Regions from separate parts of the Mus musculus genome. Here region 1 is linked to region 2. The links are chromatin loops, found by intact Hi-C in ENCODE. Cell type or tissue: left cerebral cortex. All regions are shown on one strand. Links, peaks and the distances in the headings refer to the core of each region. The heading gives the core; the rest is flanking DNA. Region 1 holds the start of Gm33308 (a long non-coding RNA gene). Region 2 holds the start of Gm40374 (a long non-coding RNA gene).

What was found. A loop is a pair of places that touch in the nucleus more often than their neighbours do. Peaks named below come from ENCODE experiments on the same cell type or tissue, not always from the same donor. Only the 100,000 strongest peaks of a DNase experiment are listed, where the experiment ranks them.
Region 1: a loop joins it to region 2, with 1.9 times the contacts of the local background. A loop is called at or near these places in 22 of 42 quality-filtered maps.

Annotation. Positions count from the first base shown.
Region 1 is chr12:32,244,724-32,247,639 of GRCm38, forward strand. It overlaps Gm33308 (a long non-coding RNA gene), which reads left to right and starts at 1,542. Exons shown (of 3, transcript XR_381433.1): 1 at 1,542-1,667. In left cerebral cortex, for the core only: a CTCF peak has its summit at 1,319 (motif pointing left); a DNase peak (open chromatin) is centred at 1,305.
Region 2 is chr12:32,143,278-32,146,193 of GRCm38, forward strand. Gm40374 (a long non-coding RNA gene) reads left to right here and starts at 90. Exons shown (of 3, transcript XR_872664.1): 1 at 90-167; 2 at 761-913. In left cerebral cortex, for the core only: a CTCF peak has its summit at 1,464; a DNase peak (open chromatin) is centred at 1,444.

The DNA of each region.
Region 1 (2,916 bases), core at 124-2,623, 100 kb after region 2:
AGTCCCTTTCAAGGTCACGTGCAGTTAAAGCAGAATAGCAAGGAAAAGGTGGTAGAGAGATGGATACTGGATACTGGATACTCGCTGGATACTGGGCGAGGATTCTGTGACACGCCCCACCCCCAAGCTAGAACAATTCATTTGCAAGAGTGCCTAGCCCATCTCTCTAAGATGGTGGTTGCTTGTCGCAGAGAAGGCAGATACAACACTTGCTATACTCACTCCCCGGGGATGGTCACTGGATGCTGCCCAACCATCTGTAATGGGGTCTGATGCCCCTTTCTGGTATGTCTGAAGACAGCTACAGTGTACTCACATACATTAAATAAATAAATAAATAAATAAATATTAAAACAAAACAAAATCTCTGGCTTATTTACAACACCTCATACCAGGGAATGCTATGTAAATAACTCTATACTTTTGTCATCTGTGCAACCATCCTGGCAGGAAAGAAGATATTATAAAGCAATACCCATGTCTCTCCTGTCAGCTACCAGATAATGGATCTCAAGAAATTGCAGTTTCCCCAGAAATCGTATGCTGGAGGAAGGGAAAGACTGAAGCCTGAAGCTACCGGAGGAAGAGATTTCCCATGGTTCTGACAACTTGTCAGACCATCTTGCAGGGCAGATAGAGCCTAGACACTAACGGGCCAATGAAGTCAACCTTGAACAGAACTGCTTAGTTAGGCATGCCTTCGCCCTCTAAGCCCAAACCTGATGTCAAGACCCTGCAGATGGATCTGGGAGCCACTGGACTTCCTTATTTGTTCTTCCCTTTTCTGTTTTCCAGTCCTACTTGTTAGTGTAATTGACCTAGTGAAGACAGGTGACTGAAACCAAGGTTTTTGGGGCCGCCAGAATCCCAGGCTTTGACGCTAACATCTCCAGAAATGTTTAGAGAACGAAGTGTGTGTGTGTGTGTGTGTGTGTGTGTGTGTGTGTGTGTGTGTTTAGTGCAGTTATAACTTTCTCCCAACACCTTTAACCCATGTCCCTGGAGTCTGAGGGAACAGTGCCCAGTGTGTTTGCTGACACAACTGATTGTAGCTTTGCTGAGTCCTGCTGGGTCACTGACAAGCTCCGGGAACTCCTGGAAAGACAAAAGCCAGATTTTTGTTTCCAGTCACCTCATTTTATCTCTTATAATCTTACTTGGAATTGAACATAGATCCCTTTAAAAGTTACACCTTTAAAGGCTCATGTGTAAATTTTGCCACCCTGCCTTCAATACTCATCTTAAAACTGGAGACTTTCTAATGTGATTAGTAAATTAGTCTGTCAGAGTCCTAGGAACATTGTCTTATGCTGACACCTGCTGGGCAGGTGGAGAATAACAGATACCTGTAACTTTCTAGAAGCAGGAAATTTCTCTCTCCCATTACCTTCATCATAGCTTTAGGCTTGCCTAAAGCTTTTACTCTTTCTCCTCTTAAACCTGGGGTATACATTGGAGTTTGGAGTTTGGGTTTCTGGAGTGTAGCAATTCTATTGACACGATTATTGTATTGTTGCATGCCTGCCTTTCAGAACCATTGCCCCAGTGACGTGGGCCCAGAGAAAGTTCTGGAACCACTCTTCATATTAGATTCACCTGGCTGGTTGGCACTGTGAAGAGTTACTAGATCTGGGCGAAGCCTCCTAAGGGCAGAAGAAGCAGCCAGGGTTAGAAGCTATTTTCTTCAGGTTCTTCCAGGGAGCCACTGACCCACAGATGGCTTCGAGTGTTTTACCGCCCAAATAAGACCTTTGTTACAAACCATCTGACTGCTTCTATTTAAACATGTCATCTTTCATTTTCTCCTTAATGTCAATATCCTATTAATTCAATTCACAAAAAGTGGGATTCTGTGTGCCAGTTGGCTATATTTTGATGAACTCTCTTGTATGGCACTTTTTGCTTATTTAGTAAATTTAATAATGAAGTGTAGTTTCTAGAAGTTTCTGGAGAAAAGGAAGATCGATTTGGAGAAGAAGACAGTAGCCATCCTGTGAGCCAGTGGTGTGAAATTGTGAAATTGTTTAATGTGTAACTGGGCATGAATTGACCCTGCTGTTATCTGGGGCTTGGAGAAATGGGCTTTAGCTGAAAACCAAATGTACAGTCTGAGTGTGTCAAGTTTGGGCAGGCCATCTCAGGGGAGGAAAGGACATGGGGTTTGCATCCAATCAGATCCAGGTGTGAAAGCTGCCTGCTTACTAATTAGGGGACCCTGCAGCTACCTAAGTCTGTCGCTTCTGTTTCTTCACCCGAGTGTGGGTGAACAGCAGCACCCTGTTGTATAGTATTCTTGGTAATTCAGTGGTATCCTGCCTGGTGCATCAATAATATAAAGTTGTTTCCGTTCCTGTTTCAAAATACAACGTTTGTTTTTTGTTTTTTTTTTTTTTCTTCTTTTGTCTGTGCCTGGGCATTTTGTCCCCTACTTAAAATGCTAGATGCCATTTTTGAAAGGTCTGAACTCCCTACTCTTCTAGGTTTCTGCTCGCTACATTTTTTGCTGCAAATATTTCCTTGCTCTTGTCTTCTCAGACTTGAATTGAACTTAATAATGTCTGTTTATAGACTTTAAAAACTCGTCCTGGGGATTTGTTGATTAAGCAAATATTCATTAAAAGTAATCCTACACAGCACTAGCACCACAACTAGAGCAGTGAGCACAACAGAGCTCAATTCCTACTTTTATAGACTCGGGGTACAGAAATACAGGAAAATAAAACATATGGTTTGTCAAATGCTCATTAGGTGTTATGTGAAAAATAAGGTGGAAAGGGGGATGGGGAGGGAAAGAGGGAGGGAGGGAGACAGAGAAGAGAGAGAAGAAAAAGGAGAGAGAGAGAGAAGAAAGAGAGGAGAGAGAAGAAAGGGAAGAGTGAGAGAGAAGAGGAGAGAAGAGAGAGAGTGTGTGTGTGA
Region 2 (2,916 bases), core at 226-2,725:
ATCTCCAGCCTATTCACCACCTCTGCTCCCAGCCTTCTGGATGATATCAGGTTATGCATCCTTCCTTTGAAGGAACAACCCTGTGTGCTTATCACTCCAGGGTCCCCTCCAGGGTCCCCTAGTGCTTATCTGTAAGCACAAGGACTCCACGTCTCTAACAAGGGAAGGTAGGCACTTCCTTTGAGTTGGCTGAGAATAATGTCAAGCATTGTTTGTTATCTTGAAGAATGCAATGGCAGTAAGATTTCAGAAGGAGAGTTTTAGGAAGTTATGTCTTCAGAATAGACTGCGGAGGGCTTAGATGAATGATCTGCATGGTGGAAGCTGTGCTAGGCTGACAGAGGGATTGCTGGGAGTTGGAATTCCTCTAGTCTTCATGATTGTCCATTACCATAGTGGTGGCTTTTGCTTTTGTATATGTCCTTCCGCCGGGTAAAACTGAAGCCAATTGGATTATAGAAAACTCTGAGACATTTGTTTGTTCCTTAAGGAGGTAATATTCACTCCAATCTGAAGAAATAACTTTCTAATAGGAAAGTTCTTCTGAGGATGTGGGAGATGATATTAATTTGGACATTTAATACTGTAAGCATTTGTGTGTTTGGACACACACATGCACATACACACACATATGCACACACACACAGACAAATGTGAGTGCGCGCCTGTGTGAATACAGGGAAGGGCGTGAGATATCTTATGTGACACATGTGGAAGAAATTAACATCTAAAAGTCTGCACCTTTTTTTTTTTGAGACAGGCTCTCACGAAGTTAACTGTTTCAGTTAGACTGATTGGCCACCAGACCCATAGGAAACACCTGCCTCTGCCTCCCACCATGCCGAAATTGCAAGTATGTGCTACCCCACCTTGCACTTATTCTGGGCCTGAACTCAGTCTTTATGTTTTCACGGTAAGCACTTTACCCACTGAGCCATTCCCCAGCAATAATTAGATCTTATTATGTATTATTTTGGCCTTTACTATAATTCTGAGCTGAAATCAGATACAAATGTACTTCTGTAAAAATTGATTTTCTGAAGAGAGTTTGATCAGTTTTTTTAAAAAAAAAAAAGAATGATTTAGTTCTATAGCAATGCACATTAGGATTGTGAACATAGGACCTGCTTGGTCTAAGCTAGAACATCAGCAAAGAACTTTCTTGCTATAGGATTAGGAAGGTCTTTAAACAGATAATGTCAAAACTGTCAAGCCAGGAGCAGTCTCCTGTACAAAAGGCTCTACAACTGGCTCACCAGAAGCTCAGCATTACCTTCTAATTTGGCCATCCAGAGCCATTTTTACATCACTAGGTAAAGAGGAAAAGCCACATTCTCTCCTGGATGGGAAGAGACTGCTTGCTCCTCCAAGAAAGAGAGCTGAGGGCTGGGGAGTGGGTGCCAACTCGTCCAAGCCACTTCTAGTTTGTTAACTCTGACCCCTGGGGGTTGGACTCTGCAAGTGCAACTGCTGACGCCCACAAAGGCACTCCACAGACCATGACAGAGACGCTGGCATACCTGCAAGGAGAACTCTCAGGGAACCGACAAAACAGAGAGGAAAAGTCATTTAAAAGGCACCTAGAAAAAGAGAACCCATTAAAATAATAAACTCAAACGAAGAGCTTTGTAACTTACTGGTAATTTTCATCACTCAGATAAGAATGCATTAGTGACAAAAATCATACATGTTTGTCAATATTACTCATAAAACAAACATTTACCAGTGCATCACAGAACTAGTATACCAAGGACTTCCAGGTGGGTTGGTGGCACATGCCTTTAATCCCAGAACTTGGGGGACAAAGGCAGGCAAGTCTTTGAGTTCCAGGCCAGCCTGGTCAACAGAGAGAGTTCCAGAATAGTCAGGGACACCTAGACAAACCTTCTCTTAAAAAGGGAAGAAAGAAGGAAAGAAAAAGAAGGAAGGAAGGAAGGAAGGAAGGAAGGAAAGAAAGAAAGAAAGAAAGAAAGAAAGAGAGAGAGAGAGAAAGAGAGAAAGAAGGGGAGGAGGGAGGGAGGAAAGGGAGAAAGGAAGGAAGAAAAAGAAAGAAAGAAAGAAAGAAAGAAAGAAAGAAAGAGAGAGAGAGAGAAAGAAAGAAAGGAAAAGAAAAGGGAACATTAAGCACCTACTGTATGCCAGATAGAGATAACTGTACTGCCACAGGTCCATGTAAAATGGGCTAAAGGCTCTGGAGACACTTGCATTGACAATACAAAGAACTACTAGAAGTAAAAAATATTAACTTTAATAAAGGCAAAATAAGTGTAAGAATGTAAAGGTTCAAATATGAGAGCATACCAGGAGGACTACAGGAGAGTCTGTCCTGGAGAGCATAAGTATTCCTCTGTCTTCTGAAGGCTGAAGGTGAATTGCTCAGACGGCAGGTCTTCATAAGAGAATGAATGGCTGTCAGTTGAAATGACCAAAGCCCTTCCCATCAGATCCAAGCACAGATCACGGGAAGAGGGTCCTTACTTGAAAGCATCTTCTAAAACCCCTCAAAGAAAATTTCCCCTGCTAGTTCAAATGTTCAGCCATGGTTCACAGGACAAACCTGGCTACCCATAGAACGACCCCTGAGCTGGGGTATTTGGAGAACGGGTCTCATTGTGGGGAAAGGAGAGCAGGAAGAATTCTGATATGGATATAGACATGACAGGCAGAACTGTGTGGTTGCTGCTAGGGTATCTTTCATTTAGTTTGACCCCAGGCATTGAATAATGGACAATCAAATGGAAATTAATAAAAAAAATGCAAAGCCTTCCAGAACATTCTTTCAACCTTTAAAAGAATGTGTATTCATTGTATTAGGTATGGGTGTTACAATACATGACCAACTCTGATGAAACCAATACTGTGTTGAGGGAATGAAACAAATGACAGTGAACACCGACGAACAATACGACAGAAACA